Regions from separate parts of the Homo sapiens genome. Here region 2 is linked to region 1. A link is a contact called in ENCODE POLR2A ChIA-PET data. All regions are on one chromosome and are shown on one strand. Each heading gives the region's core, a stretch centred on a gene start or an enhancer-like site at or near the end of the contact. The rest is flanking DNA. Distances are from core to core; before and after follow the strand shown. Region 1 has its middle 24 kb from the start of WDR26. Region 2 has its middle 78 kb from the start of CNIH3-AS2.

Evidence for each region. ChIA-PET counts read pairs that join two places held with the same protein, here RNA polymerase II (POLR2A).
Region 2: POLR2A ChIA-PET joins it to region 1 with 13 read pairs in A673. The contact joins two enhancer-like sites. POLR2A ChIA-PET finds 5 or more read pairs at or near these places in 4 of 52 experiments (A673, BJ, H1 and 1 more).

Annotation. Positions count from the first base shown.
Region 1 is chr1:224,455,422-224,461,823 of GRCh38, forward strand. It overlaps a transcript of CNIH3 not described here. Among named protein-coding and RNA genes, the nearest start is that of WDR26, 24 kb to the left of the region's middle. Within about 2 kb of position 1,555, at least 32 of the 41 ENCODE cell types and tissues checked have a DNase peak (open chromatin) inside an H3K27ac peak, as active enhancers do.
Region 2 is chr1:224,534,468-224,541,540 of GRCh38, forward strand. It overlaps a transcript of CNIH3 not described here. Among named protein-coding and RNA genes, the nearest start is that of CNIH3-AS2, 78 kb to the right of the region's middle. Within about 2 kb of position 1,389, at least 2 of the 41 ENCODE cell types and tissues checked have a DNase peak (open chromatin) inside an H3K27ac peak, as active enhancers do.

The DNA.
Region 1 (6,402 bases), core at 305-2,804:
ATCTGAATGGCCTAATGAAGTAGAACTTGTGACTGATAGGAAGACTTTGGAGAGGTTTGGAATGTTCTTTGACTTACCAGGAATCTAGTAGACCCAGGATTATCCAAATGTCACCAAACAGTGAGTTCAGTGCCCAGAGGGGAGGCCCATTATTAACCCTTCCTTGAGGTAGACACACCCAGTGTAGATGAGGGTGATGCTGGGTGGTCCCTGCCCAAGGCTTAGTCTGACCCTACTCAGGAAGGGGATATAATAGGAATAGCATTATGAGAGGTTCTTTCTGTTCTGTACCCCTTATGTGTTATAAGATAATGGAGGAAAATCTCAGTTGCCAAACCTGTGTCGGCCACATTAAAGCAACAGTTACTATATCAGTCATGGTAAATGAATGGTGGTCCAGGTATAAACATTGTTTTACCCCTTGATATTTTTATATGAAGCATTTGGCTTGAACCTTATGTTTGAAACATCAAACATAGTGTATTGTCATATTGAATATGAATACTACCAGTGTTTTAATAATAACTGACATTATATTTGTGGCACCACAGGTGTATCATTTTAAATTCTCTATATATAGCATTTAAAGTGTATAGTGACTAAAGTAATTACTGTTGCTTCATGTGGTGAATATGGGATGTGCCAGTTTAGCAGATGTGGTTACTCAACTCACATAAAAAGGTCACCTTAATCTGTCAGAAATCGTGGAAGTCACATCTCAAGTAGGATTGAAACATGCATAATATGGTCCATGAAGAGGGCACTCTTTTCTTCCCTGCTCCCCTCTCCTCACACCACCTCCTGCTTCTTTTCACAAGCTCTGCATTGTTCTGCATAGCAACGTTCCATCCACAAAAAGCTCCAGTGTGTAGGGGGTCTGAATCCTGTCTGATCCCTTCCCTAGCCCCATAGCTCAGACATGAGATGTGGTCCAGGGAGCAGCCTAGACAAGTGCCAATGGGACATGTAAAGATTCCCCTTTCTTTTCTTTCTTTAAGTGTTTTTTGGAGACAGGGTCTCACTTTGTTGCCTGGGCTGGAGTGCGGTGGTGCAGTCACGGCTCACAGTAGCCTGGACCTCCCGGGCTCGAGCCATCCTCCCACCTCAGCTTCCCAAGCAGTTGGGACAATAAGTGCGTGCCACCACACCCAGCTAATTTTTGTATTTTTTGTAGAGATAGGATTGTACCGTGTTGCTCAGGCTGGTCTCAAACCCCTGGCCTCATGAGATCCTCCCACCTCGGCCTCCGAAAGTGCCGGGATTACAGGCATGAGCCACTGTGCCCGGCCAAAGATTCCCCCTGTCTTTTTGACACTCTTCAGCTGTGCCCTCCCAGGGAAGACATTAGCTCACTCTGCAGCCACTTGTGCCATTCTCGTGCCCTCCTTGCACAAGGCCTTGTCGTAACTGCTTCACTCTCCTGGTCTGCCAGTGCAGGTATCAGTGATCCAAGAAGATACAGGAAGAGGCTTGTGTGGGAGTCGCCTGGAGCCCTCCATGGTATGTTGGCTCTACAAGAGCTAGGCATGTGGTGCCAGGGCGTGGGAGCAGCAAGGCCACCCCGCTCAGGCCTCTGCCCTGGAGGAAGGGTGGTGTAACTGCCCCTGGACGACAGCCTGGATGTGGCGAGGGGAGACGGTCCACACCCTGCTCTCAAGCATGGAGGTCGAATGTTTCTAGGTCAGCAGCTCAGGACAGCAGGCAGGTCAGGCCTGGTAGAGGAAGTGCATGTGAGGAGTCAGTGGGAAGTGAGTAAGAGATGGTGGTGGTAAACTAGGAGGTGCTCCTACAAACAGAATTGGATTTTCCCTTTTAAAACAAGGATGGCCGTAGCTGAGCCCTCCTCTCTCTCTCTGTGTGTGTGTGTGTGTGTGTGTGTGTGTGTGTGTGTGTGTGTCCGTGTCCTCTTCTGTTCTCCGCCCCTACTGAAGGAAGGAGATAGCTCTGGCTTCCAAAAGTAGCCTTGCAGCTGTAGGAGGACTGACTCTGCCTAGCCTTTACATTTCCCATGTAAAATTTAACAGTGCTTTCACAGAGCTTCTCTAAAGATCAAAGGGTACCCAACTGAATGGGAATCTGTGGTCTGGGGATTTTTTTTTTTTTTTTTTTTTTGTCTGTAGCTTCCCTTCCTCCCTCCCTGCAACACTAAGTAGACGAAATATTGGGCCAAAGGGCCAAGGAATCCTGTTAAGGGAGGAATCTCGCGGTCTCATTTCCAGCCAGGCACTTTTCTGTTCTTGTAACTTTCCAGTCGTAATTTGGGGATTACTGTTGATAACTCTGACACCTGGTGGTCATTTCAAAAACTGCACTCTGGAAGAATTAAACGTTCACTTTTATCATTTTTAGTTGTTTTTCCACCTCCAATGTCAGTGTCAATAATATGCATTTTATAAATTAGTGATTATTGTTAGTTGAATGATCTATAAGTAAAATCCTTGCACATGCATTCAACAGAATACACTAGGATAGAAAATTTCTGAAAGGTATACCAGAAGCTATACATGGTGGTCCCTAGAGAGTGCAGCTAGGTGTGGGGAGGAAGCAGACTTATTTTACTTTATGCCAGTTAGTGCCCTTTGAAATGGTCTTAAACAGAAATAGTGTATTACTGTAATAATTATAGTGAAGTACTGCACTTGGGCAGGATATTCCCTTCCAGGGCTCCTACCCTCTCCTGATTTTGCATCCAGGGACGTCCTCTGTGCTTTTGAATGTATTAAGGAGTGACGTACGGCTGGATTCACTCTGATCTCATTCACTGACAGTGGTGGGAGAGCCCAGAGCTGAGTAGAAACTGGTTCTGGGGCATCGTGTGGCTAGGGTGCCAAAGCCGAGAAAGGTCCCGTAGTCCCTGTGTGGTCAGCAGGGAAGGCAGCAGTGCTCTGTCAGTATTGATTCTTCAGGGGCAGGCTGCCCACTTACCAAAGTTATGCTTAGCAGAGGGGCTCTGGCTCACTCCCCGTCCCTCATCCTACCAGGTGTGAGGCTGCCAGGAGCCGATCGCACAAGGCTTGGCAAGGCAGATGCTCCCCAGCTCCTGACATCAGAGAGAAGGGCTGGGATTGTGGCCTGCGGTTGGTGGGCAGGAGAGCCTGGTCTGATGACAGCAACCACCCTTTGACTACCTTCTCTGTGGCTGTTACTGTCTGATTCCAACCTTCCACTGTTGAACAGACCTCCTACCACTTTCCTACTACTCCCCCTAATGATAACATACTGAACTCACTTTTATGAATTTGTTGAGACCTTACCACTTTTCAAGTGTGTGTTCAGGAACAGCAAACTTTTGTCTTGCTTGGATCCACCCACATACCCAAATCACCATGGGTATCAGACACACTGGGTAGCTGAGTGCTCAGAGGAAGATGCGAGGTATTCAGGGAAAGTGTCAGTGGGGTCTCCCAGTGCCTGTTTGGTCCACAGTTAGGAGAGGCCCTGCTTGCACTTCTAATACAGTCCCGGAAAGACGGGGCCAGAACTTAGGAGGGGAGCGCTTTGCAGCAACTTTTCAAGAAAAGGGGAAAATTTAAGCACCATACTGTTATGTGGTCCTTGTACCCAGAGGCCCTGTTCAGCTCCAGTGATCAGCTCTCTTAGGGCACACCCTCCAAGGTGCCTAAATGCCATCCCAGGATTGGTTCCAGTGTCTATTATCTGTTTGACTCCAAATGGCCAAACACCTGACTTCCTCTCTGGTAGCCTGGCTTTTATCTTCTAGGACATCCAGGGCCCCTCTCTTTGCCTTCCCCTCTTTCTTCCTTCTACTGCTTAGATCAAGTCTTCAGCAGACATCATGTGACCTTGAGGATGGATGTCACATGCTGGAGGAAACAGAAGGCCGAAACCCTGATGACTTCACAGAGCTGCCAAAACAGTTCCTGACTGTTTATTCCGGGTCTTTAACAAAGTGATGAAAAGAAATCCTTGCAGTATGAAAACAACTTTTCTATTCCATGGAGCCAAACCTCATTATAACAGATAACGTGACCCTCAGCGATATCCCAAGTATTTTCCTGTTCTCATCTATACTATGGCAAAGGGGCAAATACCTCTCAGTAAAGAAAGAAATAACAACTTCTATCTTGGGCGAGGCATTTCTTCTGTTAGAACTTTGTACACGGAATAAAATAGATCTGTTTGTGCTTATCTTTCTCCTTAGAATTATTGAATTTGAAGTCTTTCCCAGGGTGGGGGTGGAGTGAAGCTGGGGTTTCATAAGCACATAGATAGTAGTGTCTCTTAGCTTCCGTTTAAATATGGGGGTAGCGATGTGGAGGGCCCAGAAGTATCAGAGAGGAGAGACAGGCTGCTCTGATTGCCTTTGTAAAATGCACATTTGAGCTTGTGCAAAGCCCTGGGCCTGAGCTCAGAAAAAGCAAGGCCAGGAATGAGGCTCTTGGTTCAGTTCCCCTGCACACCCTGGGCGGGGAGGGGTTGTTAGAGTCATGGAACCCCTATTTTTTTTTTTTTTTTGACCGGGTCTTGCTTGGTCACCCAGCCAGAGTGCAGAGGTATGTGCACAGCTCACTGCAGCCTCAACTTCCTGGGCTCAAGCGATCTTCCTGCCTCAGCCCCCAGAGTTGCTGGAGCTACAGCCCCATGCCACTACACCTGTCTAACTTTTGTACTTTTTGTAGAGACAGGGTTTTGTCATATCGCCCAGGCTGCTCTCGAACTCCTGAGCTTAAGACCAGGTTGCTCAAGTGATCCACCCACGTCGGCCTCCCAGGGTGCTAGGATTACAGGCATGATCTACCCCTCCTGGTTTATCTTTCTTAAGCTTGGAGTCATCTTTTTAAAACAGCCACAATGAGGTATAATTGATATACAATACACTGCTTATATTTAAAGTGGATAATTTGATAAGTTTTGCCATATGTTTACATCTGTGAAACTGTCACCACAATCAACAGGGGGATCATATCCATCACCCACAAAAGTTTTCTTAGGCCTCTTCCCCCTGAGAAAACCCTCTCTCTGGCAGCCACTGAACTGCTTTCTGTCCCTGCAGATTCGTTTGCATTTTCTTAAGTTTTATATAAATGGAATCATAGAGTACGTGCTCTTCTTTTGTCTGTCTTCTTTCACGCAGCATAATTATTTTTTAGATTCTTGTGTCTTGTGTGTGTCAATTCTTTTCTTTTTATTGATGAATAACATTCCATTGTATGGATATACCACATCTGTACAGTTTGTTTAATCCATTCACCTGTCGATGGACATTTGGATCACTTCCAATATTTGGCTATTAAAATAAAGCTACTCTGAACATTTGTGTATGTGCCTTTGTGTTATTCTTGGGTATATATCCAGCAGTAGAATGCTAGATCATGTGGTAGGTTTTTTGGGTTTTTTTTTTTTTAGATATGTGGTCTCATTTGGTCACCCAGGCTGGAGTGCAATTGCGTGACTATGGCTCACTATGGCCTTAAACTCCTGGGCACAAACAGTCCTCCCACCTCAGCCTCCTGAGTAGCTGTGAGTAGCCGGGATTATAGGCGAGAGCCACTGCATCCAGCCAGTTGTTTTTATTATGACTTTACCCTTAATTCATTGTATATTTTATTTAAATTTAATTTTTTCTTTTTTTTTTTTTGAGATGGAGTCTCACTCTGTCACCCAGCCTGGAGTGCAGTGGGGCGAGCTCAGCTCACTGCAACCTCCACCTCCTGGGTTCAAGAAATTCTTGTGCGTTGGCTTCCCGAGTAGCTGGGACTACAGGCGCCCACCACCACACCCAGCTAATTTTTATATTTTTAGTAGAGACGGGGTTTTTCCATGTTGGCCAAGCTGGTTTCGAACACGTGACCTCAAGTGACCCACCCACCTTTGCCTCCCAAAGTGCTTGGATTACAGGCATGAGCCACTGTGCCTGGCCTCCATTGTATATTTTAAACAAAGGATGTTTAATACAGACTTATTTTTGATGCATTATACATTTTAAACAACATGAGTTTATAGCCAGTATGGCTTTTACTCCCCTTTCTTTAAGGGGAGATAAGCATACCAGTATTCTATAGAATAGTATCAGCACACAAGGCACACTTGCTTCCCTTTGCTTACCTCTGATTTAAGATCATAACTAAAAGGAATTTATTGAACCTATGGACGTATGTATTTACTTCTGAGTATATATCTCTTCCTCACATGCATATACCTTACATAAATGATTTCTTCAGTTACCATAGTGATTTAAACAGTTTTAAAACATCTTTATTAAGATTTTAACATACTACAAAATTCACCCATTTAAAATGGACACAATTCATTGGTTTTTAGTAGATTAACAAAGTTGTGCAACAACCAGCACCACAATCTAAGTTTAGAATATTTCACCCCAAAAGAAAACCCATATCAATTAGCAGTCATTTCCCATTCTCTCCTCCATATGCCTCAGTT
Region 2 (7,073 bases), core at 139-2,638, 79 kb after region 1:
ATCTGTCTATAGATGTCCCCAGATTTTTATCTCTCGATTCTATAAAAAATGACTGTTAAAAATACCAGTTGCCAGCTTGGAACACCCAAGCAGCAAGTCTGTGGTCTTAGAACAGAGATTATTTTTCTTGAGTTAAAGTCTTTGGAAGAAGCAGTAATGGACTCAGCAGAGAAAACATGGAAAAAATCAGTGGTGAGACTAGCATGAACATGGAGTCCTTTTCTATAACAGGAGAGTCTAAACATAGCTGCTATGATCATATATCACCACAGACAGTGTCTTCCACCTGCACCCCCTCAAGTTTTTTACAAACTTGACACATTACTTTCCTCACCTTTTCACAGCCGCATTACAGGGGCTGATCCACAATGAACAAGTCCCGGAGGTTGGTCTGTTTTTCCTAAGTACCTCTTGCCAATCCCCCAGTGGCAGGTGCAGGTGCCACCCTGGCAGGTACTCATCAGCTGTAGGCAGTGTGCCTTGCAGATTCAGCCTCTTCAGAAACACCAGGTACTCATAGACACCTACCGGCCTATATTTCCACATCTGTCTGTTCTGGGCTGAATTGTGTCTGCCCCCAAAAAAGATATGTTGAAGTCCTAACCCCCAGCAACTCAGATGGGATGTTATTTGAAAATAAGCACTTCACAGATTAAGTGAAGTTAAGGTGAGGTCATTAGGGCAGGCCCTAATCCAATAGGACTGATGTCCTCATAAGAAGAGGGGAATCTGGACGTAGACGCAGCGAGGAGAGCATCAAGAGAAGACAGAGACACGCAGGGAGAACTCCATGCCGTGACAGAGGAGGGCTGCAGCTGCAGCCAAGGGTGCCAGCAAACACCAGGAGCTAGAAGAAGTGAGGAAGGCTCCTCCCCTGCAGGTTTTAGAGAAAGCAGGACCCTGCTGACACCTTGACTTCAGACTTCAGACTGCAAGAGAATAAGCTTATGTTGTTTCAAACCATCCAACATATAGTAGTTTGTTACAGCATCACTGAGAAACAAACGGACTGTCCCTTTCATCAAGGTTAACGTGTCTGAAGTTTCATTTTCTAATGTTACTGTACTCAACTGAATTGACTTAGCAAATTAATTACTGTGAAGGGATTTACAGCGGCTGATGGCATAACAGGGGTGTGGGGAACTGCATGGTCTGTAGCAGGGACCTTGTCTGGCAGGTTACTGTCAAATGTAGTAACCGAGGAGAGTGGAATGAAGGGACACTACAAAGATGTGAACAGGGGTGAGGGAAGCACCAAGGATGCAAGGGAGGGCTGCTGCCACTGGGGCTGGTAACAGTGGGTGCCATTAAATCCACCTGTAGGCGTGAAGGAGGCAGGGCAAGGGCCTATTCCCAGAGCTGGGGACAGCGGTAGTGTGGCCGCAGGAGATGGCTGCCTAGTGGGATCTGTGGCCTCCTGTAGAGGCATGGGACCGCTGTCACCTGCAGCAAGGCAGGGAGGGAGCTAGAAGATAAACACCTGCTCTTTCTCTCGCCCTCTGGCTCTTTTGTTAACATCCCTTAACCAGAAGCTGGAGGGTAAAGGAACCTGTGGATGTAGTTGTAAAAGTCGGCCTCCCTGGGGTGCAAAGAAGAGTGGACAAAATTGGGGTCCCCAGCAGGGATGAGGATGGGAAATGTGTCCTGACAATGTCAGATGGGGCAAGGATCCATCTGTCAGCAGCCTACCCCTCCCCACCTTTGATTTGACTTTCCAAGGATATGCCTAGTAGAAAAAGTCTCCCTTTCAAGCCTATTTGCATTTTGGTGGCATCCCCTTTTTTTAATTGTGGGAAATAGCTGCCATAATTGTTGTCTTTTTTTTTTTTTTTTTTTTTTTTGAGACAGAGTTGTACTCTTGTCGCCCAGGCTGGAGTACAATGGCGTGATCTCAGCTCACCGTAACCTCTGCCTCCTGCGTTCAAGCGATTCTCCTGCCTCAGCCTCCTGAGTAGCTGGGATTACAGGCATGCGCCACCACGCCTGGCTAATTTTGTATTTTTAGTAGAGATGGGGTTTCTCCATGTTGGTCGGGCTGGTCTCGAACTCCCGACCTCAGGTGATCTGCCCACCTCGGCTTCCCAAAGTGCTGGGATTACAGGCATGAGCCACTGTGCCTGGCCCATAATTGTTTTAATTGTGGGAAATGCTAAGTCATAATGTAGAGCCCTTTAATGCTCCAAGGTGACGGGGCAGAGATGGGACAGATGAAACAAAATGGGATAGACAATAGTGGTCTTGTTAGCTCAGAGGCAATGATTGTCCAAAGAAAGACACTGTCTAGGGACAAAGTTAGAAAGAAAGAATCATATTAAAGGAAAAGAGGTGAGGGGGATTCCAGTTAGTGGAGAGAAAGTGCTGGAGAAAGACTTGGGAAGATGACTGGACTCAATCCTGAGGGAAGAGATTAGCGTAACAAATTTCTGAATGTGAGAATTAGAGAGGGAAAAACAGTGTCTTCCTTACAGGATTGTGGTGAGGAGCAAATGAATCAACGCATGAGCAAAGGATGGTCGCATCTGTGAAAGGAAATTCAATCTCGGGACCCCAAAATCCTACACCAAAGAGAAAAGTCAAGCTGGGAACTGCATCAGGCAAACCTGCCTCCCATTTAATTGCTAAATAAGATAGCTACAAAGATTTTTTAAAAAGGAAAAAAAAACTACATATCTCCATCACAATTTGCCCGCAAGGAAATTTTTATGGGCCTCAAGATCTTTACCCTGAAACGGTTCTGTTGAATTTCACTTTGGAAATGTAAGTTGATAGCTGATCTTCACAACTGCGGGACAAAGGACAGAACTCAAAGTCATCCCTCTGCTCACCTGAGACAAATGCATATCTGATTGCTTTCTCTGCCTTACTGTTTATGCAAAACTGCAGATGCACTGAGGCTAAGTGATCATTCCTCTACCCACCCCTCACATGTAAATCGTGTATTCAGTGAAAGGCTGATAAAAGACTGGAAAGACTGCAACCATTTGTCTCTTACCTACCTGTGATCTGGAAGCCCCCGCCCCCGTGCTTTGAGTTGTCCTGCCTTTCCAGACCAAACCAATGTACGTCTTACACATATTGATTGATGTCTCATGTCTCCCTAAATGCATAAAATCAAGCTGTGCCCCAACCACCAGGGCACACATTGTCAGGCCCTCCTGAGGCTGTGTCACAGGTGTGTCCTTAACCTTGGCAAAATAAACTTTCTAAATTGATCGAGACCTGTCTCAGATACTTTTGGTTCACACATATAAAGCACTGTATGCATATATAATGTATAACAGCAGCAGCAGCAATTATAAGAACAATAACAGCCATTTAGTTTGGGATACAGGGAGACGCTGGATTAATTTCAGCTTAACTGATAGTGTGTGACTATTTATTGTCAGTACCATCCATAATAAGCAAAAGGAACTTTATTTTCTCAACTAAAGGTAGAGGACCCAGGATATGAAGTGGAGTAGAGTGGAAATCAGACACATTATTATTATTATTTTTTTTTTTGAGACAGAGTCTCACTCTGTCACCCAGGCTGGAGTGTAATGGCGCGATCTTGGCTCACTGCAACCTCTACCTCCCAGGTTCCAGCAATTCTCCTGCCTCAGCCTCCCGAGTAGTTGGCATTACAGGTGCCACCGTGCCTGGCTAATTTTTTTGTATTTTTAGTAGAGATGGAGTTTCACCATATTGGCCAGGCTGGTTTTGAACTCCTGACCTCAAGTGATCCATCCGCATCAGCCTCCCAAAGTGCTAGGATTACAGGAGTGAGCCACTGCGCCTGGCCCAGACATGTTAATTAAAGTGGAAAAGTTTGTACCTTCAGCTTTACCAAGTTCTAGATTCGTTCTCTGCTTAATTCATCCCATAAGAGTCTCAGGAATGTGGTAGTTTTTGGCACCATAACTGTCTGACCAAGATGAGTCTCTTAGGAGTGTGGAGGAGAGCTTGGGGACAGAATTCTGTTCCTAAGGAGAGACCCTGTTTAAGTCCTTTGATGTGGTCGTAGCACCGAATGAGGTTGCTATATATACAGGTAGCAATCTTGAAGAGCTTTTATTTGGTGGAGTTTTCAAACCCCATGCCTCCCAGTACCCCATCCTTTAGCTACAAGGAAGAACATCGGCCTCTTTACTACATCTTGGACAATGCCTTCTCTATGATTCTCCCTGCCTCCTCCTCCTTCTCTCTCTCTCTCTCTCTTTTTTTTTTTTTAAGAGACAGGGTCTTGCGTGTTGCCCAGCCCGGAATGTAGTGGTGCAATCAGAGCTCACCATAACCTCTAACTCCTGGGTTTATGTGATCCTCCCACCTCAGCCTCCTGAGTAGCTGGGACTACAGGAATGGCCACCTAGCCCAGCTAATTACATTTTTTTTTTTTTTTTTTTTTGTAGAGATGGTGTTTCATGTTGCTCAGGCTGGTCTCGAACTCCTGGTCTCAAGTGATTCTCCTGCCTCAGTCTCCCAAAGTGCTGCGATTACAGGCATAAGCCTATTATGCCCAGCCTCTACTTACTGTTTAAATGTACCTTTCCTCAAGTTTTATCTTCCCATGTTTTCCTGCTCAGATTCTCTGTCTGAGGGGGCTCACCTATATTCACCTCTAAATTTCTTGTGGCTAACACAGATTTCCAGTGGTCTCCTGGATATTTTCCCATGCATTTCTCTTCCGTAACTAAAACTTAGCACACTTAATTTAACATGTCATCCTGCATACTGCTCCTCTTGCCGTATTTACTTATCATGGCTATTAGGACTTCTACCCTTGCTTTCATTTGGGCCAGAAGCCTCAGTCGTCTTCCATTTCTTGTTCTCCATTCTCTTTAAACTCCAGGGTCTCTTGACATCCAAATCATCAATTGCCAAGTTCTGTCCTTTCTTCCTTTGAACTTTCTTCCCAGTCCAATACCTTGATTCTGCTATAATTTAAGTACTTTTTGACTCTTATGGATTATTTCAGTAGCTTCATGACATATCAAATTTCCAACTTCGACTTTTCTTCATTGTTGCATGAGTTATCTTTCTCTCTGATCCAGTTCAGATAGTTTTACCTCCTCAGAATCATCAGTGGCTCCTTGCTCTCCAAGATACGTGGTTCAGTTCCAGGCTGGGACTTTACAACGCTCTAGGATTCAGTCCCAACCTACCCTATGCCTTCCTTATGCCCCATGCTGGTCACTGCCCCATACTGGCCATACTGCACTACTTGCCCTTCACTAAATATGCCATTCATACCTCCATGTTTTTGCTTATGCTATCCGTGAGAGGTAGACCCACCTCTCTACCTTTCCCTGTGCCACCTAGTTAGAACTAATCATTCCCTACTTTGTCTTTCTGTATTTTGAACTTTGTCTTTCTGTATTCTGTTTCTATATTTTGCTTATTTTCTATTCTAGTACTTCTTCTGAGAAGTACTATATGCTTTATATTATAGTTAATTGCCTTCCCTCCAGATTGTAAGCTCCTTGAGGGTGCACTGAATTTTATTCCTTTCTGTATTCGTGTAACATTGATCACACAGAGCTTTACTCATAGTAAGCCTCTCAATAAATATCAATGAATGAATGGGTACTATTCACAGCACACAACGTGGGTAATTGGGAGGCTGGCCTTGAAGTATGTCTCATAGCTTCAAAATTTCTGATCTTTCTTCACCGTAGCTAAAAGTTCAAAAGAAAATCATCTAGTTCCTGGGGAAGTATCCTACGGGCCAACTTACATGGAAATGCAGCTGCACTCTCGTTTCATTTTGCTCCTGTGGTTTTGTCTCATGGCCCTGACTTGAAATTTCAGTTGGAAACTTGAAATGCAACCAAAGTAGTTTCTTCTGTGTCACCCAATAATAAGGCTTTCTAAACCCTTCAATTTTACTCAAACATTTCTCTTGAAAATCAGCTCTGCTGCAAAGTGGGGCTAATTCAATAGCCACCCATGCGGATGTAGTTGTGAGGATGAGTTTAAATGGGACATTTTTAGACTCTCCAATATGTCAACAAGTTAAAAGTTTCATTCATTTAAAAAATGTAAATAAATGCAGCTGCATCTGGCTATATGGACATTAAAGTGAGATCGTGGTTCTAAACCAAGTGACAAGATGCTGCAAACTGAGGGAGATACCCAGCTTTGAAGATAATTTAAGAAGCATTAATAAATATATTTAGAAAACTCATGCAGCCAAACCCCTACCTCCAGCTCATGTTTTTTTACCCTGTAAGCTAGCAGAATTTGTAATGACAGCTTAAGAACAACAAATAAAGAACTGGCTGCTTACCAAAACCAATTAAGTGGTGAGAAAAGGAAGTCACATGCATTAAACTTGCATGTTGGAATTCTCCATTATTGGACTTAAAATAATTATACAATTTCATACTTAAAGTAATTATACAATTTTGCATTTCTCATTAGAATATTTTTATAGAATTAAACAGTGTTCAACTTTCGAAAACTAGATTTCCAGAAATCAGCCTGCAAGTCTGTTTGCTTGAAGATAGAACGCATTTTCTTATAAAAATGGTATTATAAATGCAGGTGGGTACCCAGATTAGCCCACTAAAGTCATTCATACTCATTTATATTGATGCCATATGATGTATTTACAAGAAAAAATTAAGTAAAAAATTCCATTGCTGTATTGGCATGTATGTAAGTAATTTAATCTCCCATCTCTGAAATTTATTAAGAAAGGTTTTCATTTTTACTAAATGGTGAATGAAAAGCACAGCGGAAAGCAGATTTAATTAAGGGCTGAAAATATAGATGAGTACCGTGGTGGAGATTCCGAAGGGAAATTTGGGCCCTTTCCAGGACTTTCTAATTTGATGTTACTGGCTCTTTATGACATTAAGTGTCACTTCCAAATTTATGGCTTTCCTTTTTCCTCATATGGTTGTATCACTGGCACTACTTTAGGCTTATCATACATGATTAGGGTCATTTTTCTTTGGCTTACAAATGGAAGAAAAAGGGGACAAAATGGGACATTTTCTTCTGAGATAATTGAGCAAAAGTTAGATAAGAGGAAAGAGGGAGAAAAGGCCCTTAAAAAGGATGTGCATGCATATTAAAAATAAATTTCCTAT